Regions from separate parts of the Homo sapiens genome. Here regions 2, 3 and 4 are each linked to region 1. Evidence: chromatin contacts called from ENCODE Hi-C or POLR2A ChIA-PET data. All regions are on one chromosome and are shown on one strand. The core of a region is the stretch at or near the end of the contact, and the rest is flanking DNA. Distances in the headings are between cores, read along the strand shown. Region 1 holds the start of CDS1 (CDP-diacylglycerol synthase 1). Region 2 holds the start of LIN54 (lin-54 DREAM MuvB core complex component). Region 3 holds the start of COPS4 (COP9 signalosome subunit 4). Region 4 holds the start of COQ2 (coenzyme Q2, polyprenyltransferase).

The links. A loop is a pair of places that touch in the nucleus more often than their neighbours do. ChIA-PET counts read pairs that join two places held with the same protein, here RNA polymerase II (POLR2A). Pooled maps may share reads with other maps.
Region 2: a loop to region 1 is called in a map of naive thymus-derived CD4-positive, alpha-beta T cell, with 24 times the contacts of the local background. The contact joins the promoter of LIN54 here to the promoter of CDS1 in region 1. A Hi-C loop is called at or near these places in 1 of 168 maps with a recorded cell type or tissue (naive thymus-derived CD4-positive, alpha-beta T cell) and 6 of 50 pooled maps. POLR2A ChIA-PET finds 5 or more read pairs at or near these places in 1 of 52 experiments (MCF 10A).
Region 3: a map of CD4-positive, alpha-beta T cell shows a loop between it and region 1 (8-fold over the local background). The contact joins the promoter of COPS4 here to the promoter of CDS1 in region 1. A Hi-C loop is called at or near these places in 1 of 168 maps with a recorded cell type or tissue (CD4-positive, alpha-beta T cell) and 5 of 50 pooled maps. POLR2A ChIA-PET finds 5 or more read pairs at or near these places in 1 of 52 experiments (MCF 10A).
Region 4: a pooled map shows a loop between it and region 1 (8-fold over the local background). The contact joins the promoter of COQ2 here to the promoter of CDS1 in region 1. A Hi-C loop is called at or near these places in 6 of 50 pooled maps.

The regions. Positions count from the first base shown.
Region 1 is chr4:84,580,203-84,587,857 of GRCh38, reverse strand. It overlaps CDS1 (CDP-diacylglycerol synthase 1), which reads right to left and starts at 4,731. Exons shown (of 13, transcript NM_001263.4): 1 at 4,340-4,731. The coding sequence starts at 4,456. LOC102723338 (a long non-coding RNA gene) reads left to right here and starts at 5,637. Exons shown (of 8, transcript XR_007058460.1): 1 at 5,637-6,309. RefSeq lists silencers at 4,775-4,874, 4,915-5,124 and an enhancer at 3,985-4,938.
Region 2 is chr4:83,008,298-83,015,952 of GRCh38, reverse strand. LIN54 (lin-54 DREAM MuvB core complex component) reads left to right here and starts at 5,130. Exons shown (of 13, transcript NM_194282.4): 1 at 5,130-5,469. RefSeq lists enhancers at 2,687-2,816, 2,424-3,309, 5,191-5,290 and silencers at 2,987-3,316, 5,041-5,120.
Region 3 is chr4:83,031,696-83,039,350 of GRCh38, reverse strand. It overlaps COPS4 (COP9 signalosome subunit 4), which reads right to left and starts at 4,168. Exons shown (of 10, transcript NM_016129.3): 1 at 4,053-4,168. The coding sequence starts at 4,126. RefSeq lists enhancers at 3,679-3,738, 3,280-3,785, 3,799-3,858, 3,899-3,948, 4,049-4,398 and 2 more.
Region 4 is chr4:83,280,569-83,288,223 of GRCh38, reverse strand. It overlaps COQ2 (coenzyme Q2, polyprenyltransferase), which reads left to right and starts at 3,426. Exons shown (of 7, transcript NM_001358921.2): 1 at 3,426-3,712. The coding sequence starts at 3,460. RefSeq lists enhancers at 3,294-3,588, 3,784-4,023 and a silencer at 3,394-3,723.

The sequences.
Region 1 (7,655 bases), core at 3,482-5,981:
GCTCCTCCCTATGAGGTTTCATCTACATGACAGGACCACCTTTGCCTCAAGATGGTATATAAGCTTCTGAGCCTCTTGGGGTTCAGGTAATCACTCTGTCTCCCTCCTCCCACCCCACACGTTAATAAACTTGTATGCCATTTCTCCGATTAATCTACCTGTTGTCAGTTTTTTCTGGCAAGTCTTCAGAGGGCAGAGGGGAAGTTCTCCCTTGGTCTCTACATAAGTCATGTCTTAGCTCTTTCTGTTTCAATACTCATTCCCACTCAACCCATTAGATCTTCACCAGCCCACTTCCCTGCCGACCTGAATCTGTGGTCATCCACTTCAATCTTGGCTTCACTGACTCTCTAATTCCCTACATCCTGGACCTCTGGCACTCCCCAGGCCTAAATCACTCCCATTGCTTTTCTTATTCTCAGCTATTAAATGGGGATATTCCTAACACACAGTCACACAACACTGAACGTGACTGGAACACATCTGAACTGTCATTTTTGGGAAGTGTGATAGGAAATGACCAAAAGGTAACTATTATAAAACTATACAGAATTATTAAACTCAGTGAAGATTCAACTGAATACAAATTTATTGTTTAAAATTTAATTGTATATATACCAAATTATATATAAATATATACAAATACAAATATATATGAATTGAGTTAAACCAAGTTGTTTCTAAGATCCCTTGAAGCTCATTGGTTCTGAGTTCCTACTTTACTAACTGAAGGCATCCAACATTTGATCTTCTCCTTTCTGCTTTTCAAAATGTTCCTGTATCCACTCTTCATTCCGTCTTTCTTTTCTTAAGGAAAAGACATGCATCCCTCTTTTCTTTCCTTGGATATCCCAATAATCCATAGTCTCTACCCCATGTTTGCTTTCTTTTTCCTAGGGCCTACCCATTGTCTTCAACATCTTTACTCATTTGACTTTCATACAAATATATATCTCCCCTCCTCTGAAAAGAAAAATCTTCATTAATCCTCCTGTCTCTCTAGTTGCCATCCTGTATTCCTTTCACTGCCACTTTATAACAATAACTACCAACATTTCACCTCTCAATTTCCTCAACCTAAACTTGCTTCTACTTAGATCTTTTGCTAAACTCCACGTTCTATCTCAGCCCTTATTCCTAAGTACTACTGATGATGTCCTCTAAGCCAGGGGTCCCCAACCCCCAGGCCACAGACCAGTACCGGCCTGTTAGGAACTGGGCCTGTTGGGAACCCGGCTGCAGAGCAGGTGAGTGGTCTGCGAGTGAAGCTTCCTCTGTATTTACAGCCACACCCCATCACTCGCATTACCACCGAGCGCTGCCTCCTGTCAGATCAACAGCAGCATTAGATCCTCACAGGAGCTTGAACCCTGTTGTGAACTGCACATGCGAGGGATCTAGGCTGCATGTTCCTTATGAGAATCTAAGGCCTGATGATCTGTCACTGTCTCCCATCACCCCCAGGTGGGACTGTATAGTTGCAGGATAACAAGCTCAGGGCTCCCATGGATTTTATATTATGGTGAGTTGTATAATTATTTCATTATATATTACAATGTAATAATAATAGAAATAAAGTGCACAATAAATGTAATGTACCTGAATCATCCTGAAACCATCCCCCCAACCCATCCGTGGAAAAAAGTGTCTTCCACAAAACTGATCCCTGGTGCCAAAAAATTTGGGGACCACTGCTCTAAGCAATGCCTCCTCCTTTTGCTCTCAGGACCTTCATTATCTCTTCCTCTGTATCTGCAACCCTGTGCCTAGAATGCTGATTCAAGAAAAAACCCAACACGTCCTTTGCCTAGAACACCCTACCCAAACCCTTGTAAACCTGGTGAGTCCCAGGAATCTTTTCATTCCCAGCTCAATCCTCATCCACTGTTTAGAGCTTTTCCTACAGTCTCCAGGTAGACGCCAAGCATGCCCTCTATGCTAACAATGAGCCTTGTACAGACTTCCAATAAATCTAACTCATATATGTCTCCTGCAGGGTTCCTTGAAGATGTCCCTTGTCATTTTTCAAGTACCACTCCAACATTTAACACTTGGGAACATTCCTCTGCAGGTAAGAAGTATTTTTTTCACTTGCTAATTATCTGGAGTACAGAGCCTTCTCTCAGCATAAGTCACCAGTCCGGAACAAAGGGAGTGTCATGTTAATAACACCATTATTAAAAGACTACAAAATGGCAATGCATGGGAGTGTATTATAATAGCAGAATATAATGTACCTCCTTCACTTCTTTCACTAATTCCCCAAGAGTTTTGCCTTTACTGCAACTGAACAGGGAAGGCCCTTAATGAGTTTGAATTGACCAAATATTAACCAGCCTCCAGTGTGCAAACTGATTTTAAAATAGCCCTTGACCTGGAAATACAGGTGTATTCAAATACACACCCTGATAAGAAAGGACAGACAGGGATAGAGTTCAATATCTATCAGCTTGCCAAGTCAAAAGTTCCTCATGATAAACTCTAAAAGTAGAGCAGTATTTTAGATATGGTTTGAATATGTTCATCCTTGTCTAAGAAATCTTGACAAAACAGGTTACATATAGCAAAGTCTACTTTCAGAAAACAAAATCCAGCTGGACATGTGTCAATAAAAACCAACAGTACTGCATTGATAAATAAATAAATATGCAGCGAGGTAACCTAGTCACAGATAGCTAGAGACAACAGTTCTAATGAGTCAAATCACACTACAGAAGTAGTTTCCATTTTAAATACATTATGGTGTTAAAAAAAGAAAAAACTTAATTCCGAAGGTATTTTATGCATGGCTTCCTGAACATCTTTTCTCTTAACAAAAGCTTGTTAGCTTTGTCGAGTTAAGGAAGTCAGCATAGAGAAGCTGGTATTTCCTTGATGCTAAACTATACCAGTGCTAAAAACAAAACAAAACAAATCCCAACCTAATTAATTCTATTTTGGGTCTAGTTTCCAAGGCAGTTTTCACAAAGACTATTCTCAGCCCACTGTTCCTAGTTTTGTAACTTCAACCTTCAGTAGCTGGAAATTGTTATATTTTGGGTAATTCCTTGACACTTATGTTTTATTACAGACTCATTTTATTCTACTTACTATCAAGGGTAAGGGGAAAAGTGTCACTACATTGATTCCATTGATTCTAAAGTTTTAGTACTAAGAATCACGTTTACGTTTATTTCGTGATATCATGTGATATGTTCCTATTAGGGCTTTGTAATTTGGGTTACATCAAACTCATCAACATCAACTTTCAGGTGGAATCCTCCCCAAATCAGAACTGCCAGCCAGTCTCAGCAACCACATAAACCAGAAGAAAAGGAATCAGGAAACTTAGATTCTAGTTTCAAGAGCCACGAACTTGACCTTGGGCAATCCACCTCACTTCTGTAATTCAAACTGCAATGCCTGCTTCCAAAGTATGCTTCTAGAAACAGTTTACGTGTTTTGGGTTTCTCAAATAAAATGGAATTTTCTAAACAGACGGTTTGATACAACAATCTATTCTCTGGTCCAATTTCCCAAACCATCCAGTCCATAAGATCATAAAACTGCATTTCTTCACAAGTTCTTACTTGCACCACTATATTACCAAACACGCCCGAATTCCTTTTCTAGCTTTAAACAGATAGTAATATCGCATCTACTTATTCTTAAATGTGAAAGAAGAGTAATCTATAGAAAAGGAAGTGAAAAGTCTTCATGAATTAACGTCGGGTTATATGAAATCTACTGGTAGACAGAAGAATTGCACTGTCTGTCGTGTACTCAAAAGAAGCTGGAAGATTACTATTATGTCACGTGCATGATACTCTAAAACCTCCAAAATCTATCATACTGAAAAAGGATGGAGAAAATGTAAGTGCATATGGGGCAGCGCGAGAAGCCAAGCCTCCCGCGTCAGGATCCGATGAAATGATACAGCCGACGGTGGCACGTCTCTAGTCCTTACTAACTTTGTTCCCTCTACTGAAAAGAGAGGTGAGGTGGCAGCTACTAACTGCACTGCAGCCCCTAGGAGGACAGGTTCCCTCCTGATTCCAGCGTCGGCCCCAGATCCTGAAGAAGGGACCGGAAGAGGATGAAGCTAAACTGTAAGCCGGGTTGAGTGGCCCATTTCTCCCGGGCAGCGGCCGCGGTCATCCTGGGAACCTCACCGCCACTGGGATCCCGGGTCCCGACCCCCTCTGGAGAAGGAGGAAGCAGTGCCAGGCAGGGAGGAAGGTGCACCGGCAGCGTGCAGCCTCACCTGACGCTGGACGGGCCCCACCCTTGCTCTCAAGTGTCCCGCTTCCAACCAGGACCCAGCCAGGGCGCGGCGTCCGCCTCTCTCGGCTCCACTTACTTTGTCGCTGGTGCTCTCGGTTTCGTGGTCGCCGCCGGCCGCCTCTCCCTCGCGGTGTGGCGGCGACACCGCTTCCCTGGGGCCGGGGCAGCTTCCCCGGTGCCTCAGCTCCAACATCTTCCGCTCCCGCGCTGCCGTGGCGGCCTCCTCAAGCACCCCGAAACCTGAGCTGCAAGCAGGGTTCTGCAGGCGGGGCGCCCCGCCACCTCGCAGCCGCGCCCTGGAGTCCCGCGGAGCCGCAGCCACTAACGCGGCCCCACCATAGAGCGGCCGCCGCGCCGGTCACCTCCAAAACGGCATCAACGAGAGAGCGCTCGAGGCCGCCTGCAGCGAGCGCGGCTCCGGCGGAGGTCCCGGGCAGGCTCCGGGCGCCAGGCGCGAGCAGAGAAGGCGGAGACGCGGCCTCCGGTTGCCAGGTGCGCGTCTCCACGCAGAGGCCCAGGTAGGAGGAGGAGAAGGGGCGGGGAGAAAAGGAGGACGCTTGACCCGCTTTAGCGCGGCTCTGGGCTCCCGCCGCCGCGCAGGCCCCTCCCGCCCCGCCCCCCGGAGCCGGACTCGGAGCCGGCTTGTCCCGGCCCCGCACACTTCTCCCTGCCCGGGCCTCCCGCACCAGGTCTCGCGCCGCAGGCCCCGCCCCTCTGCGCTGCACTGCGGTTCCCACAGCCCCGCCTCCCCGTGAGGTGACGTCAGGAGCCCGGCCCGCGACCCCGCCCCCGCCTCTGCGTGCTGGCAGGTGGGGGCCTGAGAAAAGGTGGGAGCGGTGGGGCGGGAGGAGGCTGAGGAGCTGGGAGGCGGAGGCGGGGCCAGCGCGGGCTGGAAGTGAGCGTTGAGAACTTGCAGGCTAGTCCCTGGGCCGCTGCGAGGGCTGGAGGAGCTACTCAAAGACGCCCGCTAAATGTTAACAGCGCTCAACACTGCTGCTTCAAACGCCTCCCCGGCCTTGTCAGCTTGACACGCGCGGCGGGTCGGAGGCTCACTGGACCAGAAACTTGTCTGGCAGGACGGACTGGTTGGCCCCGCGGCATTCCAGCCCAGTGTCATCACCTTGAAAACAGGAGATGCTTTTGCCTCACTGGGCGTCCAGAGGTGCGTCGGCCAACAATTCCGATCACAACCGCAGCGCCGTCTCCCAGAAACTCAGTACTGAATCTCACAAAGGTCACCACCTAGGATCCCAACACAGTGTGAGATGCTATGGGACGCCGTTGCCCTCCAGCTAGTCTCTGAGCAGTGGTGGACCTTGGGCTGCCAAAGCGGGAACAGGAAGGGCACAAGATCTGCATTAATTCTAGTCTTAATCCTGTTAGAAGGTGATTAGTTTTCTTGACATGTATCCGCCACCCGGTCATTACTGACAAGCTAACAAATGAAAAAAAGAGAGAAACAAAGAGAAAAAAGAAAAAAGGCGGGCCTTCACACAGGACAAGGTTCAGGAGAGCACCCTTATAGAAATAGATCAACTATGTAAATTCCTCAAGGTCTTTACTGACACGGTAAAAGTAAGTAAAGTGTTGAAAATTTACTAACAAATGAGCAAAACCAAAAGTCAAATTAGGATGCATTGAAAAGCAGAACACAAAGACATCATTTTACCTCACCAAACAGATCTTTGAAGCTGTGCGGTTAGTTTGGGTTGCACGTTTTCAAAAGGATGTCGAGAAACCATAATTTGTTCCTTATGGGGTGGATAACTGAAATGACAGAGAAGATTTGAAAATAAGTCCCTACTGAACAGAGAACTATGGGGTGACTACATTAATAAATTGTCCAATTGTTTGGAGGATCGGAAATGAAGGAGTGCTTGATAGTGAAGAAGATAATCAGAATAATGGCTGAAGCCAGTAGTAGGGTTTCCATCTCTGGCTACTACCCTACCCTGCATAAAGGATTAGAAGTGCTCCATTCTAACTCTCTGGAAGTCAAGAAGCCTGAGTTCTAGTGCTGCCAATGCCACTAATTGCATGGCCTTGGTAAGTTATTAACCCTCAGTGTCCTCAGCTGTAAACGGATAGTAAGGATGGCCTCTGTGGTCCCTTTTAGCTCTTAGACGATCAGAATCCAGCCTTTGCTTTCCCCCATGGTCCAAGAAAAGGAGACCTACTACACAAGGTACCTGAACAACTTCCTGTTTCCCCTTTGCCTAGTCCTCTCATGGCCTCTTTGACTTTTTCCCTTTGCTGCAGGAGGAAAAAAGAGAGTGAGAGGAGTGACAGAGGGGAACAACAGAGGACAGTAGTGCGTGATAGAAGAAACAGTATTCCCCAACCCAGGAAAAGTGGGACCAATGCAAAGACTGCCAAAATAGAATGTGAGGTTCTACTTACCTCACCTTCCTTAAGCTCTGCTCCTTCTTGTGTTTTAGCTAAGAGAGCAATTTCTTTCAATCTTCTTCATTATAGCTATTACCACTAGTTGAGTGAATAGACTGAGTCCAGACAGCAGAAACTGGCTTATTCATCTTTACAGGTCTAGCTCTTTCCACAGTGCCAAAAACCACCCTTCTATAGGTAACAATGTTTGCTGAAGAGGTGAATGAAGAAATGATGGGATGGCAAAGGTATAGCACAACAAGGGAAATTTATACAGTCATATGTTGTTTAACAGTGGGGATACATTCTTAGAAATGCATCATTGGGCAACATCACAGGGTATACTAAACCTAGATGGCATAGCCTACTGCACACCCAGGCTACATGGTATAGCCTATTACTTAGACAACTGTAACACAATGGTAAGTATTTGTGTATCTAAACATAGAAAAGGTACTATAAAAATATGGTATTATAATCTTATAGGCTACAGTGGTATATGTGGTCCATTGTTGACTGAAACATTGTTATGCAACCCATGAATGTATAGTATTTATGGTTTCTTCATTTAAAGTCTATTTTAGACTTACATAGACACTTTTCTTCATTTTCACTTTATATCAGAGAGAAGTTGATTTTAATACTTATTAAAAGTGGTTGTAGTAATGACTTTATTTTACTTAAGATACTGTACAATATACTCAACCACAACTGGCTTACGGAACTCTGTGTTCTCAGACTTTTTCTATGTCTTTTTTCTAATTTTTCCTTTTTCTTTCTTTTTTATTTTTATCTTTCGTTTTCATTCAGGGAACTTATGTTCTCTAAATTTATTGTATTTGTGTTTGGTAACACAAAATCTGGCGTGTAATGGTTTCTAAGGCTTTACCTGTTAATTTTTCTTGTATTTATCCTGCTGAAGGGCTTCATGGAAACCCTAAGCATATGCATGGGCCTAATCACGTAGTACAACCCAGCCAGCACTTCTTGGATTGATTTTAAGATTT
Region 2 (7,655 bases), core at 3,881-6,380, 1.6 Mb after region 1:
AAAATAACTCTTTATGATTGTTTTTATTTTCATTTATTTTTATTTTTATTTTTAGACAGAATCTTGCTCTGTCCCAGGCTGGAGTGCAATGGTGTGATCTTAGCTCACTGCAACCTCTGCCTCCCGGATTCAAGCTATTCTCCTGCTTCAGCCTCCCGAGTAGCTGGGATTATAGGCGCCGGCCACCACACCTGGCTAATTTTTATATTTTTAGTGGAGATGGGGTTTCACCATGTTGGCCAGGCTGGTCTTGAACTCCTGACCTCGTGACCCACCTGCCTCGGCCTCTGAAAGTGTTGGGATTACAGGTGTGAGCCACCGCGCCTGGCCCCTATGATTATTATTTTTTTTTATTGTTTATTGTTTTGAGACGGGAGTCTCGCTCTGTCGCCCAGGCTAGAGTGCAGTGGCGCGATCTCGGCTCACTGCAACCTCCGCCTCCTGGGTTCAAGCAATTCTCCTGCCTCAGCCTCCTGAGTAGCTGGGATTACAGGTGCCCGCCACCACGCCCAGCTAATTTTTGTATTTTTAGTAGAGACGGGGTTTCACTATGTTGGTCAGGCTGGTCTCGAACCCCTGACCTTGTGATCCACCTGCTTCGGCCTCCCAAAGGGCTGGGATTACAGGCATGAGCCACTGTGCCTGGCCTGATTATTTTTAATAAGGACCATTTAGTCTCCTTCTTCCTTTATATTATACCTCTTCTTTCATTTTTTCTTATTTAACTTAGCTAGGACACACTCAAAAACGGTAAACAGCTACTATATCCCTGCCTCCTTATTGAGTTTCTGATTTTAAGGTGAAAGCCTCTGCCATTTCACTGAAATGTATGGTGTTGTTCTCTGATGATTATCTTGATCCAATTAAGGAAACATTCTTTTATTTCTAGTTTACTAAGAATTTAAAAAATTCAGGGTGGTTATTGAATGTTATACAATGTATCTCTAGAGACTATCATTTGGTTTTTCTCCTTCAATCTAATAAATTACACTAGTAGATTTCTTAATGTTAAATCACTGTTTCGGTTAAACCATATACTTTGTCATGATGTAAATTCTTTTTACTACCACATTGCTGGAATTTGATAACATCTTTTTTTTTTTTTTTTAAAGAGTCTCACTCTGTTGCCCAGGCTGGAGTGCGGTAGTATGACCTCGGCTCATTGCAAACTCTGCCTCCCGGGTTCAAGTGATTCTCCTGCCTCAGCCTCCTGGGTAGCTGGGACTACAGGCGCATGCCACCACGCCCGGCTAATTTTTGTATTTTTAGTAGAGACAGTGTTTCACCATGTTGGCCAGGCTAGTCTCAAACTCCTGACCTCAGGTGATCCACCTCCCTCAGCCCCGCAAAGTGCCAGGATTACAGGTGTGAGCCACTGCGCCCGGTCTGATAACTTCTTAATTCTTTTTATTTAAAAAAATTTTTTTTGTAGAGATGAAATCTCACTATGTTGCCCAGGCTGGTCTCAAACTCCTGGTCTCAACCCATCCTCCTGCCTCAGTCTTCCAAAGTCCTGCGATTACAGGTGTGAGCCACAGCACCAATAACAACTAAATACTCAATTTTGCCTTCATAACAAAATCATAGCAAGAAAGGAAGTTTCCCTTCTCTTTTTTGGGTACTGTTTGTCTTGGGTTTTAGTATAAGAGTTATGCTGCCTTGTGGAATAAACTGGGAAAGGGTCTCCTTTTTTTGAGATATTTTGGTCTCTCTAAAATCTAGCCAGTTTTGGGTACCCCATCTCATTCTTTTCTTCCTTCCAGTGGTGCCCCAACAGCACCATCAATCATTTTACCATGAGGATTTCTCACACTAGCTCTCAAGGTTCCTCATAAAGTGGGCTCACAATGCTGATCTCCAACAAAGCCTTTGTGTCATTCAACTTTATCACATTACTTACACATGTCACAGACCTTCCCATTTTCAAGGCTTTGCTAATTTCATGACATTTGCCTTGTTAAATCCTGACTATTAGTGTTTGGGCTGGTACTGGGTGTTGATTATGGCACAAGGGAACTAACATTTCAGGCAGAGACTGTGTACCTGCTTAACACCCTTCATTTTATTTAACCATCAGAATCCTGGGAAGTTTTGTTATTTTTATTTGCTGGATAGGAAAATAAACGTTATACAATATACACTAATAAACGGAGGTGCCATTAAATACCAGTACTGCTTGATTCCAAAGTGACTGCTGCCTCCCCTACACTGTTTCACCTCCTCCATTATGTTCCCGAGGTAGTCTCTCATGCTGACCTGTATGTCCTCCGTACTCCATTAGCAAATTATACACTGTATCGCACCATCTTACATTTACACTCTTGTATTTTCTATTTTCGTATATGTAGTGCTTGTCGCACTCACAGCAGTTGATAATAATCTCTCAGAATAATTTTTTTTTCCCCTCAGAATGATCTGTCAGCGTCTGTTCATCCGACTCCGTATTTGGATATCATATAAATCGCGGGAAAAAATAAAAGGTGATTAAATACAAATAATTTTGACTGTGTTAGTCTTAGCTGCGTGTTGCAAGAAATGCAAAACGTCTTTCAAAATAAGTTTAACTCTCAATGAATCTCCCTGTGGCTTTTTAGCGACACTGCAAAACTAGTGCCTAAAAACACAGTGACTTGGCATTTGTGACTACTGATCACCTCCTCACTCAAGCACATCAAACAGCGGGATATCCTGGAAGTCGCACCTACAACCCGGACTTCCTAACAAGGAAAGCTAGACGAAGGGACGGTCTCTCCCAACCGCAGCGCGATGCGGGTCCTCCCCCCATCAGCTTCAGTCCGATGGAACATTCCGTGCGATCGCTTTGACCGGGCGCCACTCGGCGTCACGTGGAACTGGAGCGCCCTGGCGGAGCCCGGCGGAATGACGCGGGCTTGGGTTGCCAAGGGGAGGGACGAGGCGCCGCGGAAGAGGCGGAGCGAAGGAAGCCGGCCGTGGGGCGGGGTGCGGAGCGCAGGGGCGGGCAGAGAGGGGCGCGCGGGCGGGGAGGGCCCAGCGTATTATGGGATGCGGCGGTGGAATGGGGCTGGGCGCGTGATTTTGAACAAACCCTGGTCTGTGTCTCGGAGGCGCCGCCGCCGCCGCTGCTGCTGGGAGCCCAGGGAGCGCCGCGCGACCAGGAGGCGGCGGCGCCGCCGGCTTTGGTGAGTGTCAGCCCCCGGGATGGGGGCTCCTGGGCGGGCTGGCGGGAAGGGGGAACCGGCCCCCGCTGCGAGTGCCTGCGCGGGCGGAGAGCGCTGGACCGCTCCCTCCGGGAGCCCGGGCCGGTGGGCCTTGGCGGGGAGCGGGAACCCGCCAGCGGGGTCCGCCGCGCCCCTTCCCTGAAGCTGGGTTGCGGGGGGCGAAGGATCCTTGGGGCTCGGTCTCTTCCCGTCGGCTCCCGAGAGGGTGGCTGTCACCCGGCAGGGCCAGCGCTCGGCCAGCCGCCTGCCCGGCGGTCTGGAGTAAGGGCTCCTGCGGCTGTTGACACGCACACTGCGCGACCCAACAAGCCACCCGTGGCGGCCCCAGGTTTCTGGGAACCGGTTTTGCTGCTGTGTCATTTTGTGCCAGTCCCTCCTCTCCCTACTGCCCGCCGCCGCGTTCTTCCTATGCCCCTTTGTACAGGCTCTTGTTCGTGCGTGTCCGTTTTCCTCGCGAAGCCCACCAGCCAAATGTCATAATGTTCCCGAGGTGCACGGGGGAAGGGAGCGGGCCGGGACTTAGCTTGGCCAGCAACGGTAAACAACCAAGCAGAGTGCGGATGGACGGGGCCGTCAGTGGGGAAATGAAGTTTAAAGATGAAGTAATTGAGAACACTTTATACTCTCAGCATCTGGTAGTCTGCATATAAAAACAGCAATTGGGGTGGGTGGTGGACAGCCCTTGTTGAAGGCTGAATCTACCGACTTTTATATGGAGTTGCCATTGAAACAAGGTAGGGAAATGAAATGACTTTTTCAACTTCAACTTCAACCTTACTCTTCCTACACTAACTTAGACAGTAGAGTGGCCCTGTTCGCAGCCTTGAAATTCAGTTTGCCCAGAGCTTATGTTGTGGTTGAATGATACAGAATTCAGCTTTTGGATGGTTAACTCTTTCTAAAATTGACAAAGGCAGCCAGTTTCCTTTTTTTTTTTTTTTAATGCTGATCTCTTCAGAAGCCTTGCAGCTTATGTTTTGTTATTTTTTAAATGATTAAGAATTACCTCTGTTCTCTTTTGGTTACTTATTCAACTGACTGATGACAAGAGCTGGTAACTCTTACCTACCTAGTAGGTAGCTCTAGGATCTTGTTCTGAAGCAAGCTGTTTATTTTTACTGTACAGAACAAATATATCAGCAGCAGATGGTTTTTTTTTAATTTGATGACTTAGATCCTAAAAAAACATTTGGCAAATAATTTTAGCTAAGAGTTATATTTTCAATATTTTAGAAATCGATCATTCATGAATGTTTCTACAATTAGTTCAATCATTTCAAATCTAGTTGCGCTTTGACGTCTTAAACCGATGACAGATTGGAAGTCGCAGTGTTCATGGACAGAAATGACCAGATAAATTAAGTTGGAGAGGAAGATAGCTCAGAACTTTATTTTTTTAAATTAGATATTTTGACCACTTCATCTGCATGAGGATTGCTGCCTGTAATTGACAAAGGTGTCAAAGGTCGAACATGCATATGGAAATAGCTCATCCTGTCAAAGTAGTTCTGCGGGTGGGGTAAAATGTCAAAGTTGGTGAATGACATTAAAGGTCTTTCACAGTGTTTTTAGTGCCTGAGATAGCCACAGTGAATGAAACGCATTCCACCATCTCTCTCAAGTTGCTGCTCTGAAAATGAAAGAGTTTGGGTTCTTTATTGTCCTTATGCCACCCTCCGCATGGCTTTTGGTCTTGCAAACAAAAATATGCCGGACTTGGGACCCCGCAGGTGGCGCGACTTCCTTTGGCGTCCCTGCGGGGGCCCGTGCTCCGCCCGGGGGTGAAAGGTCTCGGCGTAGCCCGTGTGCACTTGCACGGCCCTTGTGCGTTTGAAGGTTGGCGGGGCGGCGGGAGGCTTCCCCGGATATGTGGGTGTGCGCCTCCCGGGTGGGGCGGGCGGGGAGGGGAGGAGGAGGAAGGGGGAGGTTACTGGTGGTGGCGGCGGCGGCGGCGGCCCGGGCTCCGGCTGTCGGGGAAGCTGCTGAGCTGTGATGGTGATGACGAGGTGAAAATGGCGGATCTTTCGAAATACAATCCCGGCCCCTGACATACCAGAGGCGGCGGCGACGGCGACGTCGCCACCCCGGCTCCCTTCTCGGTCCCCGGGTACCCTGGAGCGCTCCAGTTTGGACAAACTGGGAAAGGAAGCTGCTGGCCAGAGCTATCGTGCACGGGCAAAACAAGCCCCGCCGGGGCTCGGGATTGCCCAGGACCTTCTGGAGCCCCTACCTCGGAGCCCGAGGGAGGAGAAAGCGGCAGCCGCTGGAGGTAGAGGAGGATGGGGTACCCGAGGGCTTCTCTGTCCGGAGATCTCTTTATTTGGGGGGATGGGGGTGGGTGGGGAAAGAATTGCGCGGTGGATCAAGGAATGACTTGTCCGGAGTGCGAAGAATCAGTAGCCTCGTCATGACATCAACATTATTCTTTGAGTGTTAAGAGGGCTCCAGTTTGCTCTTATACCTAAGGCTGCTGCTGAGGCCTAGAGGAACCGCTAGCACTTATCATGATTTCCTGATATAATGTTTAAAACAGCCACTCTGGCGGGTGTTGCTTTGATGGTGTTCAGCAGTTCTTGGGGTTGTACGTTTCTTTAGGGAGGCAGAGCATTGGCATTTTATCTGCATTTAAGATCTGTGTCTTAGATCCTAGTCTGTAACTTGTTGGGTTGTGGATGTTCACATTTTATAGAATAGGGACCAGTTTTGTAAGAATTAGAAAAAAAATTTTTAATGCTCTGTTATCCTTAGAGTAACTAACCTCTTTGCCCCTGCCATTTGGCATATAACAATTGAGATACTCTCAGTTATATTTTATACTCATGCTTTTCAGGGAAGTTCTTCTCTATACTCACCCTCCTGCCCCCGCCAACCTAGTTCATGAATTCAGAGAGTAAAGTTATGAAAAATTTTGCTGTAGATTTTATAATGCAAATGAAATACAGCTCTAGGAGCTCTCTTTTGGTCCTGAGTTTTACCTTCATTGTTAAGAAGGAGAGTTGCGATGGGGTGATGCAAGCATTTGTTGTGAGTACATTAAGTTGGGAAAAATAAATTGAGACCTCTGTTATTTCTAAATCACTAAATGCTGGAGTGATTAGCCTAGCCCTTTGTTTAGAGAGCTGGATTGATTGACTATAACAGCCACTGTTTTATTAGGTTATCTGAAGACCCATGTTAAGTTTTAGGTTATGCTGAAAGATCCGTAAGGAGTCTGTCTCCTTGCACACAACACTAGTGTTACAGAAAAGTTACATGTGAATCAAATTTTTAGGCTGGGCAAAAAAATTTTTATACATTAATTTGGACCCTATGCTTTTCCCCCAGCTTTTTTGGGTCAATGACATTGAGTGTATAATGAACAGAAGGATTAGTATTGAGGAATGCCCATGGGTAATGTTTATGATTAGCCCTAAATTTCCGTATTCAAATTGTCTACAGAGAGTATATGTGATATTATTTCCTTATTCAAATTGTCTACAAAGAGTATATGTAACACACTGTGCCATAGTGTGTCATATATCACAAATTTTGTAGTTTACTTAGAGGGGAAATATTTTGTGTGAATAGGTGTGTATAGTTTGTAGGTCTGGCTTTCACTTACTAGAAGAATAAGAGACCCAAAAAAATTTTTAGGAGAAATACCTTAGAGGTACTCAGAAGGTTTAATGATGACGATAATGATTATTTTTTAAAAATAATTTGTCTGATGCTGTATTATTCAGTAGGTATTTGGTTTTGTCTTTTTAAAATTACAGTTTTTATGTTGCAGTTATTTGACCCATGCCTTATAGCTGCTGACTCAGTAGTAAGACTAAGAATTTTAAAAATAATTAAAATAGGGAGATTAAAAAGCTTTTTCATTGGCTTTCTTTTAATCACAGAGGGCTATTGTCTCTTTGTGATTCTTTGTGATTGTCTTTAAAGACCAGTTTTCAGATTGTCCTGGTTAGAACAATTGTGTATTAATAATTAAAAGTGTGTTAGAAATGAAGCAAGAATTATACCACCAGAGATAGTCCAGTGTTCATTTTTTGGGGGAAGAGTATTATAGATTTTCACTACTTTTTCTTTATTTTTTTCCAAGGCAGAGTTTCACTCTGTCGCCCAGGCTAGAGTGCAGTGGCGCAGGCTAGAGTGCAGTGGCGCGATCTTGGCTCCCTGCAAGCTCCGCGTCCTGGGTTCACGCCATTCTCCTGCCTCAGCCCCCTGAGTAGCTGGGACTACAGGCGCCCGCCACCACGCCGGGCTAATTTTATTTGTATTTTTAGTAGAGACGGGGTTTCACCATGTTAGCCAGGAAGGTCTCCATCTCCTGACCTCGTGATCCACCCACCTCGGCCTCCCAAAGTGCTGGGATTACAGGCGTGAGCCACTGCGCCCGGCCGATTTTCACTACTTTTTCAAACATTATTATTGGGTGTCTATTAGGTGTCATATAGTATGCTAGGGATAGTG
Region 3 (7,655 bases), core at 2,919-5,418, 1.5 Mb after region 1:
TTGTCTTTTGGAACCCTGCTGCTGTCACATGAACAGGCTCAGACTAACATACTGGCTAATGAGATATGTAGCCCAGTCAACTATATTGCCCCAGCCAACAAGCCAGCCAATCCACAGAAGCAGAGCTGCCTACCTGGCCTGGCTGGCAGCTAACTATAGACCCACATGGGAGCCCATGTGGAACCAAGACCACGTGGAGCAGAAAAGAACCATACAGCTGGGCCCAATCCAAACTACCAACCTACAGAATTATAAGCTAAATAAGTGACTGTTGTTTTAAGCCCTAAGTTTTGGGGTTTATTTCACAGCAAAGGGTAACTGACATAGAAAAGTAAAAACAAATCCACAGACATATCATAATGAAGCTACACAAAATTAAAGACAAAATCTTAAAAACAGGTAAGTGCTGGCCAGGCGCGGTGGCTCACGCCTGTAATCCCAGCACTTTGGGAGGCCAAGGCAGGTGGATCACAAGGTCAAAAGATCGAGACCATCCTGGCCAACATGGTGAAACCCTGTCTCTACTAAAAATACAAAAAAAAGTAGTCGGGTGTGGTGGCATGCACCTGTAGTCCCAGCTACTTGGGAGGCTGAGGCAGAAGAATCGGTTGAACCCGGGAGGCAGAGGTTGCAGTGAGCCGAGATCGCGCCACTGCACTCCAGCCTAGGCAACAAGAGTGAAACTCCATCTCAAAACAAAACAAAACAAACAAACAAACAAAAAAAACAGGTAAGTGCTAATATAATTTTTAGGAGAGAGAAATCATTGGATGGGGTTGATCTTTAAACATTCTAAGTATTTCAATTTAATAACAGTAGGAAGACAGGCATTCTAGGCAAAAATAATCACTATCTGAAGTGTAGTCAATTTTTTTTTGTGAAAATAAGGCCAAAAAGGTAGATGTGTTTGTTTAGAGTTAAGGGCTCATAGGCAAGCAGATATGGACTGTCTTCTAGCTTCACCACTAGCTGTGTGACCTCAGAGCAAGGTATTTCAACTCTGTACTTTGGTTTTCTCTTATTATAATGTAAATAATATCACTACTATCACCTACTCCTACTTGTTAAGGATTTTTAAATGTAAGTAATGTTGTGCTTCGCACAGTAAACTCTAGATGTTATTGACTTTCACTCTAGAGATGAAAACCACTAAAACTGTTGTGTTTGGGACAACAAAGAGAGAATCAGAATCTGAGTTAGAAGGGGCCTTTGAGGCTATCCTCAATAAAGTCTATCCTCCGTTGTGGCTCTCCTATTCTAAAGCTTTATGTGAGATAATAAATACAATGCATAATATGCACAAAAGCAGCCTATAAAATGGAGGAAATGCTTTTCCTCTGGCTAATTTCTTATATAAACTTTAGACAGCTGTGTTAATTCACAGTTATGGGAAAGCATTTCTAACTGAGTTTTTAACAAGAAAACGAGCATAGTCTGGTAGGTTTAAAATGAGCTTTTTAGAGTAGATGAACCTGGATTCAAATACAAGCACTGCCCCTTTCTAGCTATTCATTAATTCAACCACGTTTATTGAACAACTACTGTTACAGATATCCCAATTGCTAGGAACACACAGTATTGATGTTTTAGAAACAATGTATTCCATTATTCTTTAATATGGAATCCTTTGTTACTCAGCTCCTAAAAAAAACACCCAAAAACCTTCATTAAAAGTACATACAAGAAAAAATACATTAAAAAAAAACACACTGATATATTTCAAGGGTATTTCTCTTAAAGCATATAGCTGGTAGAACTGATGTTGTTGTAAGGATAAATATCCTGCTACATTCTTGCCCACATAGGAAATGCAGGCAAGGCCAAGACTTTTCTCAGAAAGCAGCTCTGAAGGAGTTATGGCTAAGACTGCACTGGCTATCAGTTATCAAGCACATTATTTCATTTAATCTTCACAATAACACCATGTGGTAGACTGCTACAGTAACGGCTTCCAATGAATCGTGTCTCCCTCTGTCCAGGCTCCTTTGCAATGTAACTTTGCCACTAAAGAGGTAGTAGTAAGCTCCATTTCCCCTCCCCTTGAATCTGGGCTGGTCTTCTGATTTACTTTGACCAGTACTAGAGAACTGACGTGAGACTTCCTAGGCTATCCTTAAGAGGTCTTGCGACTTCCCCTCTCATAGGCACCTAAGAAAGCCCAAGCTAAACTACTGAATGAGAGACTGTGCAGAGAGAGAGAGAGATCCAGGCAAGAGCAAGATATGCATGTGAGTCCCGCCCCAGGTGTGTTGCCAGCTGACTATATCTGCATGAGTGAGCCCAGACAAGACCAGCAAAGCAGTCCAGTCAACCCATAGAATCCTGAGAAATCATAGTTGTTTTACACTGGTTAAGTTTTTGGTTTGTTACAAAGCAACAGATAACTGAAGCACGCTTTAAGTACTATTGTTTATCTCCAATTCAGACCTGAAGAAGTAAATACTTAAGTTTCAGAATTCTGCAAATACTTGCAAAGCTCTATTTCTTTTGATAACTAATGCACTTATTCTTCTTTAACAAAATAAAAAGTAAAGGAAGCATGGGGAAAAATATAAGCTGATTTTACTTTCATCCATATAAAAATTACAAGCAGAAAGGATTGAGCCATGAAGACATATTTAACTTATTTCCAACCCATACAATAAGTGAATATATATTTACTGACAGCTTAATAGTAACAACAACAATCTTACCGCACTTTCTATATGTCAGGTACTGTTCTACGTGATATAAGTGTGGTAAGTATATATGCACACACATACTCATCTTGTCCTCAGATAATGTCAGACAAGAATAAGTCCTATTATTATCTTCATTTTCCTGAGTGGGAAAATGCAGCACAAAGTAGTTAAGCCCAAAATATACGGCTGAATTTCCCACTGATAAAAGTAGATTACGTTTGCCACCAGAGAAAAGGCAGCCTAGCCTACTTAAAACAGTCAGAATTTCAATGACCAGGTTAGAACAGGTGTATCCCATTAATATACATCAAAGTGATTTCAGCTGTCAGGATGTAAACATTAAGATCAACTTGAGAGGCATACTTTATTTACTTATTTATTTACGGAGACGGGTGGCGGCGGGGGGGGGGGTCTCACTATGTTGCCCAGGCTGGTCTAGAACTCCTGCCCTCAAGTGATCCTCCCTCTCAGATCTCTCAGGCCTCAAGTGATCTCAGCCTCTCAAAGTGCTGGGATTACAGGCGTGAGCCACTGCACCCGGCCTAGAGAGGCATACTTTAAACAGAAAGCATGTTCATTACAAAAGAGAAATGCTGTGACATCTACAAAGAGAAAATGAACAATATACGTCTACCTACCTATGCTTAATACTGTTGACAACTGCTTGCAGAACAGGCACGTCACACATTTTAACTTGGAGTGAACCTAAGCATTCTATATAAATTTCGACAAAATTCAGATTCCTGCAAACATCACTACTGTAGACATCCTGACCCACGATATGAGCACATTCCGCCTATGTGCCATCAGAGTTGGTGGCAGAGAAAATACCCGAAACACAAGGACCCACAGAAGACAGTCTGAATGGTCTGGACGACATGACAGCGGCCATACCGCCTCAACCTCAGCCAGCCCCAAGAAGCCATCTCCCCGAAAAACGCAGCATCAAGGCCCCAGAATATACATTTCTCTGAATCAAAAAAAAAGAGGAGGAAGGTCCAAAGAGAGGCCAGATTCGGTGTGAGGCCGGCCAGCGATGGGAAGAGGTACCAGGGAAGGCTACTAAGGCCAGGGTAGCAGTCGTCTCTCAGACCGCTGTTCCAAAATCCTAAGGGACCAGAAAGATTCTATCAAGAACTGAACAAGCTGACAATCATTTCAAGTCTATAGCCTCGAAGGCCCCTGCACAAGGTCCCCTCCAGCTTTCTGCTTCTCCCAACATTTGCCTCCCCAGCCGACCTCAGGCCCGCCCCCTTGGACGTCAGGCCGGCTCCTAGCTTCACGCCCAAGAGCCGTGGCCAACCTAAGGAGATTAAGGCTGTGGCTTTCTTTCCCCACCTCTGTACTCCCGCGTTCCTGGGAAATACTCACTTGCCAGCCAGATCTTTATGAGAGCCGCTCGAATTCATGAGCTGGGCCAAATCCTGTCGCACGGCTGCCGCCATCTTTCTCCCAGCTCAGCGGTGGATGCGGGGGCCTCTGGCAGCCAAAAAGAAAACGAGTGTGGTCCTCCAGAGTGCAGCCAGAGGGAACCTGAGATGCTACAGAGTAGCGTCTGTGTGGGCCAGAGCGTCGGGTGTGGGAGCCTGGGCTAGCTCCGCCCCCAGGGTTGAGTGATGCGGAGCTCCACTCCTCAGGTCTGAGGCCTGCCCAGGTCTCTCCTACAGGCTCTGGCTCTCACGCTTGGACTTTGGATTGGCTGATGAACTCCAGTAGTGAGTCTCTGGTGTAACTCCAATGAGTAGCCGGTACATAAAACGACTGCGTTTTCGCAAAGTTCCGTTTCTCACGTCTGTGGTTTACCGTCCTTCGATCTTTCAGGCAGCGCTTAAACTGCCTGTGGTAAAGAATGAGTTTTGTTTCCGATTCACCACAGAAGATACTTTTTAGAAATACAATTAAAATGTCCCTATTCCTCCTCCCACTCCGTGCACTTTATAATGGTTGGTCAGACATTCCAGTTTGTCCAGTACAAAGCGATTTTCCCTCTGTCGTCCTGGAGTAATGATTAATATCCCCCCTTTCGGCCGGGCGCGGTGGCTCACGCCTGTAATCCCAGCACTTTGGGCAGCCGAGGCGGGCGGATCACGAGGTCAAGAGATCGAGGCCATCCTGGCTAACACGGTGAAACCCCGTTCTCTACTAAAAATACAAAAAAATTAGCCGGGCGTAGGTGGTGCACCCCTGTAGTCCCAGCAACTCGGGAGGCTGAGGCAGGAGAATGGCGTGAACCCGGGAGGCGGAGTTTGCAGTGAGCCGAGATCGCGCCACTGCACTCCAGCCTGGGAGACACAGCGAGACTCGGTCTCAAAAAATAATAATAATAATAATAACATCCTCCCTTTCATTCTAGAAACCGTTCCATTTCAATGGAAGATTATATGGTCGCCTGCGTTTGTATAACATTCAATACTCATGTATTCTTATAGAATTTCTGCAAATACAAGCAAATATTAATAAAATAAAATTTTACCTCTCACAAGCAACACCACATAATTGTTCTGCCTTGGTTTTTTTTTTTTGCACTTTTCCTGGTACTGTGGTTTGAAATAATTGTCTTCTCCAAAACTCATGTTGAGGGCTGGCGCCGTGGCTCACGTCTGTAATCCCAGCACTTTGGGAGGCCGAGGTGGACGGATCACCTGAGGTCGGGAGTTCGAGACCAGCCTGACCAACATGGAGAAACCCCGTCTCAACTAAAAATACAAAAATTAGCTGGGTGTGGTGGCACGTGCCTGTAATCTCAGCTACTCGGGAGGCTGAGGCACGAGAATCACTTGAAGCTGGAAGGCGAAGGTTACGGTGAGCCAAGATTGCACCACTGCACTCCAGCCTGGGCAACAAGAGGGAAATTCCGTCTCAAAAAAAAAAAAAAAAACAAACAACTCATGTTGAAACTTCATCTTTAATGTGGCAGTATTTAGAGGTGGGCCTTAAATAGGTGATTGGATCATGAGGGCAAAACCCTTGATCTATTCATGGATTAATGGGTTGTCATGGGAGAGAACATGTGGCTTTATTAGAAGAGGAAGAGACCTGAGCTAGCATGTTAGGAAGGTCACTCCCTTGCCATGTGATACCCTGTGCTGCTTCTGAACTCTAGCAAGTCCCCACCAGCAAGAAGGGTCTCATTAGATGTGGCCCCTTGACCTTAGACTTCTTGGCCTTCATAACTCTAAGATATAAATTCCTTTTCTTTATAAATTACCCAGTTTCAGGTATTCTGGTATAAGCAACAGAAAACAGACTAAGACAGCTGGACATCTTACCAGCTGTCCAGTCTTTCAAAATCACTCTTTTTGGAGCTAGAGGATATTACACAGTGAGAGTATGCCTTAGTTTATTTAATCCTTATAGGACATGTTATTTTTAATCAATGCGATGAATAACCTTTGCATACATTATATATGTACAGGTAGAACACATTACCAGAAATGAGGCAAAGGATAGACATACAATTTTGGTAGATATTGCCAAATTGCATTTTATAGGAATGGTATCATTTTGCCTTCCTACCAGAAATATATAGGGGTGCAGCTTCCTACAGCCTTGACTACAAAGGATGTCAAACTTTTGGATTTTTGCCATCTTGATGTGTGATAAATGGCATATTCCCTCTATTGGGAAAGAGAAAGAGAAGAATACCTGAAGAAGGAATCCCTTTTAAGAATGTGTATTAGTCTGTTCTCAGCCAGGCGTGGTGGCTCATGCCTGTAATACCACCACTTTAGGAGGCCAAGGCAGGTGGATCACCTGAGGTCAGGAGTTCGAGACCAGCCTGCTCAACATGGTGAAACTCTTTCTCTACTAAAAACACAAAAAATTAACCAGGCGTGGTGGCGGGTGCCTGTAGTCCCAGCTACTTAGGAGGCTGAGGCAGGAAAATCGATTGAACACAGGAGGCGGAGGCTGCAGTGAGCTGAGATCGTGCCACTGCACTCCAGCCTGGGTGGCAGAGTGAAATCTCAAAAATAAAATAAATAAAAAAAGAATGTATATTAGTCTGTTCTCACACTGCTATAAAGAACTACCTGAAACTGGGCAATTTGTAAAGAAAAGAGATTTAGGCCGGGCATGGTGGCTCACGCCTGTAATCCCAGCACTCTGGGAGGCCGAGGCGGGTGGATCACGAGGTCAGGAGATCGAGACCGTCCTGGCTAACACGATGAAACCCCGTCTCTACTAAAAATACAAAAAAATTAGCCAGGCGTGGTGGCGGGCGCCTGTAGTCCCAGCTACTCGGGAGGCTGAGGCAGGAGAATGGCGTGAACCCGGGAGGCGGAGCTTGCAGTGAGCCGACATCGTGCCACCGCACTCCAGCCTGGGCGACAGAGCGAGACTCCGTCTCAAAAAAAAAAAGAAAAGAGATTTAAATGACTCATAGTTCCACAGCCTTACAGGAGGCATGACTGGGGAAGCCTGAGAAAACTTACAATCATGGTGGAAGGGCAAAGGGGAAGAAAGTATGTCATCACATGAAGGCAGGAGAGAGAGAGAACACAAAGCGGGAGGTGCTACAGACTTTCAAACAACCACATCTCATGAGATCTCATTCACTATCACCAGAACACAAGAGGGAAATCTGCCGCCATGATCCAATCACCTCCTACCAGGTCCCTTCCCCAACACTGGGGATTACAATTCAACATGAGATTTGAGTTGGGGTACAGAGCCAAACCATATCAGAAAGTTAGGAGATTGCCCACATCAATTCGGATCATGTTCCATTGGCAAGAACTTAATCATATGACCACCAATGAGACTAGAAATTTAATTTCCAGTTGGGCAGCCTTGTGCCCAGAAATAGGAAAGAATGAGTTTAGAGGGACAATCAGCAGTCTCTACTACAATATGTCCCTCTGACCACCTGAATATCCACATGTCCTTTGATGGTAATTTTAGGTATCAACTTGATTGGATTAAGGAATACCAAGAAAACTAACTGTTACAGCATTATATTAGTGTGTGTCTGTG
Region 4 (7,655 bases), core at 2,177-4,676, 1.3 Mb after region 1:
AAGATTTTTGTAGCGATGAGGTCTCACTTTGTTGCACAGACTGGTCTTGAACTCCTGGGCTCAAGCAATCCTGCCTCAGCTTCCCAAAATGTTGAGATGACAAGTGTAAGCTACCAACCTGAGCTTCATAAGCCTCTTAACTAATATCCCTACTTATCTCACTGCTTGCCTACAGTTTACTCTCAACCCAGTATTGAGAGTAATTATTTAAAATATAAGTCAGTATGAGACAAGAACTATGAGAGGAAAATAAAATAAAATAGAAGTCAGGTCATGTCTCTGTTCTGTTCACAATCCTCCAATGGCTCCCTCTTATTTCACTTAGAGAAAAGCCAAAGTCCTTACCACGGTATGTAAGACCCCACACAACCTGGTCCCTAGTCCTCTCTGCTCTCATCCCTGATCTCTCTCCCTTTTGCTCACTCTACTCTATCCACACTGGCCTCCTTGCTCTTATTAAGAAAACACTTCAAGCTTGCTCCCATCTTAGGGCCCTTGCACTAGACATCCCTCTAAGAGTATCTAGTGATATTCTTCCCTCAGATCTCTCATAGCTACTCCCTTATCTCCTTCAAGTCTTTGAGAAAGTGAGATCAGGGCTGTCCTACCACCCCAATTACCATATTTAAGTATACATACAGCCTGTCCCTACTTTTCCCTGTTACTCTTCTTTTCTCCATACCACTTACCACCTTCGAACATACTGCAAAATCTATTTGATTACCTTTTTCAGTCCTTGTGATGTGGGGAGGGGTTGTCTTGTTTCCAAAGCCTTGTCAGTCATTGTAATTCATTCTTCTGGCCACCATAAAAAAGATGAGAGGTTTATTATTTGTTTTTTTGAGACAGGGTCTCACTCTGTCACCCAGGCTGGAGTGCAGTGGCATGACCATGGCTCACAAAGCCTCAACCTCGGGGGCTCAAGCAATCCTCCCACTTCAGCCTCCCAAGTAGCTGAGACCACAGGCATATGCCATTATTCTCAGCTAATTTTTGAATTTTTAGTAGAGATGAGGTCTCACTATGTTGCCTAGACTGGTCCTGAGTTCCTGGGCTCAAGCAATTCTCTCACCTGGGTCTCTCAAGTGTTGGGATCACAGGTGTGAGCCACAGTGCCTGGCCAGAATAATTTTTGACCAAATGTTTTGGCACTATGGCCTAGCCAAATTGACATGTAAAATTAACCATTTCAGTTCCTGTGGGTAATAGGTTTAAAACAAAATGAGTTCCTGCCCAATCCAAAATGAGGAATTGGCGTTGTGTACATGTACCCTAAAACTTAAAGTATAATAATAATAAAATTTTAAAAAAAAAGAAAGTCACTTCAAAAAAAACAAAAAACAAAATGAGGAATCGGAGCCTTACAGGCCCTTTTAGAGAAAGCCTAGTCCCTTCCTTTTCTGAAGAGTTTGCAGCAGTTAAATGGCTTTCCCAAGGGCATACTGTGCCTTGGCATTAGTCTAGAGGAGACTCCTGAAAGTTAGGGCTCTACTCTATGTGACTGTTCTCTTGTCCTACAAATTAGCAGAGTGACATGTGGGTACCCATCTCAGTTTCCTGTGCACTTTAATTGGACCAAATATCTTAGGATTGAATCACCTCTGGGCAGGGTCAGCATCATGGGTACATGTGCAGTCACCCAGGGCCTACGCTAAGAAGGACCTTGTACTTGGTTTAATGTCCTGCTGTTGCCATCTTGAAATTCTTAATATATTTTTTTAAACAAAGAGTTTGGACCTATATTGGAAAGTCATGGATGCAATACATGACTGATATTACACCCTTTTCAGGTTTGAGTCAGATCTAAATCATCTCCAATCTAACAACTAGGAGTGTTACTAAATTGCCTGCTGGCCTTTATTCTTTGCAGGCAGGAGAAAGGCTAGGTACCCCCTGCCTCATTGCACCAAAGTGGCCAGGCATCCAACTTGCTGTACTTGAGCCATGCAAGAAGTCACAGAATCATTGTACATGTTTTACAGAAAGGAGCCTAAAGACTAAGTCAACTTCCTAGAATATTAAAATCCAGATGAGTGACTTGCCTAGGGTTACTCAGTGAGAGGTTAAATGAGTTGATACATGTAAAGTGCCTGGCACACAGCGATATACAGAGTTGCTTATGAATAAGAGTACTGACCATCTGAGGCAGGAGGATCTCTTTAGCCCAGCTGTTCAAGACCAACCTGGGCAATATAGTGAGACCTCCTCTCTATGAAAAATTAAAAATTAGCCAGCCACGGTGGCTCGTGTCTGTGGTCCCAGATATTTAGAATGCTGAGATGGGAGGATCGATTGAGCCCAAGAGGTGGAGGCTGCAGTGAGCCATGATCCCTCCACTGGTCTCCAGCCTGGATGACAGAGCAAGACTCTGCTGACCAGACTTTTCAGCTTCAGGTTCTTAGCATCACACATGCTGGTTGTCTACTGATTACAAAAACTCCTTTGAAGGGCTGTCAAATTTAAAATTTTCACTTGTGTAATGAACATCCCTTAACCCTGAATGCGATTTTAATTTACAGTCTTGTATGTGGCCACTTGGTGCCCTTTTTTTTTTTTATGGCTAAACGTGTACGCAAATTCTTCTTTTGGATTCAGTAGGTTTTTCAAAGCTTTTTTTTTTTTTTCCTGGTACAACTGTTCCATATGAATAAACACTATCCTTTTCATTTTATGGAGAAAGCTGATAATAGGGTTAAATTATAGGGGGCCATTGTTTTGAACTAAGTTCCTGCACTAGGTCCCAACAGATCAGACTAAGAATCAAGAGTCACCCATGCTAAAGTTCCAAGTCACCAAACTAAAACTAAGTTGTATCTGACATTCTGAGAAGTCAGGAAAGAGAGACAACAGCCAATTTTCCAACCAGGCCATTTCAAAATGCAATCGTCATGACAATTAAGTTTCCTGTTTTAGTCCTTAACCTGGTGTAACCTAATGTTAACCAATCCGTTATTTCTCTGTTGTTGTTTCCCTGTCCCCGCCTCGCAATGAAAGTAATTTGAAGTGACCAATCCGCTTTTTGTTCTCTGCTTCTGCTTTCTTCAGCCCTTTTTCTGTCTATAAAGCCAACTTCCTCCGCTCGACTCTTTGGAACACTTATTCTATTTTACAGAATAAGGTGTTGCCCGATTCTATTTTTTGTTTGTTTCCTCAGAGACCCCGTTCTGAGTGTTGCCCGATAATGGAACCACAAAGTCAATCAAGATCGAGTTGTAAAAAATTACAACTAAATTTATTGTAATTTTTTTGCCTTTTGCCAATAGAAATCCCTTTTTCATTAAGTATTCCTCCCTAGAGTAAGCGACCACGATGACCCCAATTTCACAAGTAAGGATGAGGAAAGGTTCTGCCCACACCGCCGCCCAGCCTGGCAGACTAGGATTGCATCCTGCGGGTGCCACTGCGCATGCCTGCCGGGGAATGACGTCAATCCGAGCTCGTCCCGGCCTCACCAGCGCCATGCTGGGCTCGCGAGCCGCGGGGTTCGCGCGGGGCCTGCGGGCTGTGGCACTGGCGTGGCTGCCGGGCTGGCGGGGCCGCTCCTTCGCCCTGGCGCGTGCGGCAGGCGCGCCCCACGGTGGTGACTTGCAGCCCCCCGCCTGTCCCGAGCCGCGCGGGCGCCAGCTCAGTTTGTCCGCGGCGGCGGTGGTGGACTCTGCGCCCCGCCCCCTGCAGCCGTACTTGCGCCTCATGCGGTTGGACAAGCCCATTGGTGAGTGCGGGCGGGCGGGCAGCCCGGGAATTTGCAAGTAGCAGCCTCCGAGTCGGCTCCGCGGAGCTGTCCGCGGCGGCCGGCCGGGGCGTGATGGAAATGAGAACCTGAAAGCTTGGGCTTGGCTGCCGGGTGCCGTGCGCCCTGGGGCGAATCACCTCGGGACACTTTGAAATGAGAGCCTGAAAGCTTGAGCTTGGCTGCCGGCTGCCGTGCGCCCTGGGGCGAGTCACCTCAGGACACGCAGTCGGGACAGTCTCCTAAAGGACCCGCCAGTTTCACGTCTGTCTGCATCCTGAGCACCTGAAGCGGGCAAGATAATTCTCATTCCACAAACACTTGTTTAAATGGTGACTCAAGCGGAAGGTTCCGTTCTCGTGGCCCTCCTTCATTTATTAGAATGTTTGATCCTCCCCGCAATCTTGTAAGGCCCACAAAGACAATCCTTAAGACAGTTAAGACGCTGAGGAAACTAAGGCTCCTCGTCAGAGCCAGACCAGAAGAACTCTGTGTTTTGATGCTGAGTCGGAGCTCTTTTACCTGCATCACCCATAAGGCAAAGATTTAATTCATTTGAACGCAGCAGGGACAGCGCTTACGGACTGCCTGTCAGCTTACAATCGCCCCCGACAGAAAGATTTTCCTGACCTTCCTATCTTAATTAACACCTACCAACCTCACTTTCTATCGCTTTATCCGCAATTTTTCTTAATAGCACTCACCACTAACTAACCTTATGCGCTTGTTGATTGATTGGCTTCTCCAGTAGTGTTAAGTGAATTAATAAGTTCCTACTACGTTGTCCGGCCATAGAGATAGAAAAAGCTATGGAAACCCTTTGCTTTCAAGGAACTCTGGTCTAGTTGAAAAAGACTATTTGGTGAGCTAGGAAAATATGGATCAAATATGAGTGATACAAAAGCAAGTGCTACAGGAAAAAGAGAAATTACTGTGGATCCCTTGCTGGAAAGTTTCGAGAAGAAATTATACTCCAAAGGACAAGTTGATTTTGCAGAGGAGGGAAGAGATCTTAGTGCGGGAAGTACTTTTGCAAAGACCCAAGGGTGGAGTGTTAGAACACTAAGAATACGAGCCTGACCTGGAACACCAAGTGGGTGTGGAAAATGGGAAACGAGACTAGACAAGAACATATCTGAAGAAGCTGGATAGCGTGGAGGAAGAAGTGAAGGATGAACTCCAGCCAATCTAGATGATGACATTTGCCATTGCAGTGTATGGAGATGTAGTCAAAGGCCTAGGTACATTTACTCCACTTTTGCCCGTACAAGACCCGAATTAGGCCTTGCTTTTGGTATTCTAGATTTATGCACGACCTATTTGGGATTAGAGCACTAAGTTATAACAATCAGCTATCAAAGCATAAAAGCCTACTGAATGATAGGTACAGCCCTGCCATCATTGGGAAGCTGTGTATGACCCCCATGAGTTTTGGGGCCACATTCACGTTGAGAGGCATGCATTTCCAAGCCCAGTTCCAATCTGAAGCCTGGCTGTAATTCTGTTCTTGGAGTCTGTGGCATGGAGTGGCAGTGTAGCCTTATAGATGAACATCTGCCATTATTCCCATTTCCCCAGTTAAACCTCTGGCTTCTATCTTAGTGGCTGGACCTTCCGCCATGTAACAGAAGGCAACAAAGGGGTTATGAGCAAAACTTTGGAGCCAAACCTCTTGGATGTGAACCTCCACCCTGCTCATCTGAGGGACCTTGGATAAATTACTTCACCTCTCTGGGCATCCGTTTTTCATCTGTAAAATGAAGATACTATTAATGATAATATGGACGTTATGAGGTCACGAAAATTCATTAATATATGTTAAGTGCTTAGAACAGTGCCTGTCATAATATGTGCTGAAGAAATAGCCATTATTATCTTAGAAGTGGGGAATGGAGAAAATTGTACTTACAGATTGTGTATGTTTGGAAGATACCAGCCTGCATGGTTTGGTTCTAAATAAGGTGATCATTACAGGATTTTTCAGAAAACTAAATAGTACTATGTTAGAATTCGCTCAACAAATGTATTTTGAACCCCTACCATATGCCAGAAACAATAATTGACAGGAGTAGAATTCCAGGTTTGATAATTCTTTATTTAAATTCTTATTTTGTGGGATAATTATGTGTTCGTTGTTTTACTTTGTTGAAGTTATATCTTGTTACCTTCATTGATCAATAGTAGGTTTTCGTTGTTTTTGAGAAGGCAATACAGCTTCTTTCAAATGGGCTAAACTACCTTATTCCAGAAAGTGTCAGCAGGTGGCACTCTTTCCACCAAATTGGAAGTGTAATTTTTTGTTTTACCACGTTTATGGGTGATTATGTTGTCTTGAAGATCATCTGTTTTTGATCTGTCCATCACCCCTCAGAACTTGCTCATTTTATTTCATCTCCCATAGAGTTTTTCCCTTTTCTACAAAAACATTTCTTTTTGCAATCTACTTGTCTCTTGTCTTTGCTACCTCTGCGTCTTTCTTCACAGAAAAGTATGGGGAATGAAAGTGTCATATGGAAGACAAAAAAAAAAAAACATTGCTAGGAATCAGTAGGGACAAAAGAACAGGTGAAACTGAAGTGTATGGAGAGATTTAGGGAGTACAGAGTGACAGCATTGGACTTAGGACACAGACTGCAGCCAGACTGTCTGGGTTGGAATACCACCTTAGCCTTTTTTTACCTGTGTGGTCTTGGGCACAATTACTCCCTCTCTGCGTCAGTTTCTGTATTTGTAAAATGGTTGTAATAAAAATAGTGCCTATCGAATAGGCTTGTTGTGAGAGTCAAAAGTGTTCTGTGAAACCACCTGGTACAGTAAGTGCCATGTATCTGTTATTACGGTTGTCATAACATCATTAATATTGTCATCTCTTAACGACTCTGTGAGGTAGCTGTTCTCTTCCCTCATTTACAGATGAAACAAAGACTTAAGCCTTAAGATACTTTACTGTCTAGTGTCACTCAACTTACAAGTGGCAGACATAGAACTGAGAAGTCTTCTTACTTTCCCCTTCACTGTAGGAACCCTTGTCATCTGTAGGGGAGCTCTACAGATTCCTATCAGTAAGTGAATACGGTACTTTTAATACAGATTTTTGGCCAAGGAAGTTTTGTTCCTGACAGAAAACACTATAAGTGGTTACACGTCTTTCTGTCTAGAATTTTTTTCTTTTTAGTGGAACCTTCTGTTCTAATTGTACCAGGAAATAATAGCTGTGAAGTGGTATTCTCTCTTCTCTAGCCTAGGAGGATAGGATCAGCTACTCCTCTGTCCCTTGTGAACTATACTCATAGCTCCAGGGTAAAGAAAGTAGTTAAACCTACTGTGTTTTACTTAAACCACTCTGTTTATCTGTTTCCTCATCTGTAAGATAGGGTTATTAACAGTACCTACTATGTAAAGATGTTACTTGGGAGGCTGAGGTGGAAGTATTGCTTGAGCCTGGAAGTCAGAAGCTGTAGTGAACTATGACCTTGTTACTGCACTCCAGCCTCGGCAAGAGAGCGAGACCCTGTCTCTAATGTAAATATATAAATAAATAAGTTTAATATAAAGATGTCATTGAAGATTAAATAAGTTTAGACATATAAAGCATTTAGAACACTGCCTGATGCTTTGTGAGCACTCCGTAAATATTAGCCATTGTTACTGTGGAGTGCACCAAGTATGAGTCTGTCCAGGACAACCTGAATTCAGGTCTGGACTGACCATTTCTCAAGGTTTTAGCTTGAGGCTTCTCCTTGACTTCTCTGTTGTGTAAATTTAGATCCCCTTTGGAAAAGACCCTCTGATTCCTCTCTCCCTCCTCCTAAAACTAGCTAACTAACTTAGATAGTTTTGTTTTATGCCTTTGCAGGACCCTGTGCTTGTCCTGTTGTTGGATTGATCTTTTATTGTTATTGCTTATTTAACTGTATTTCTTTCT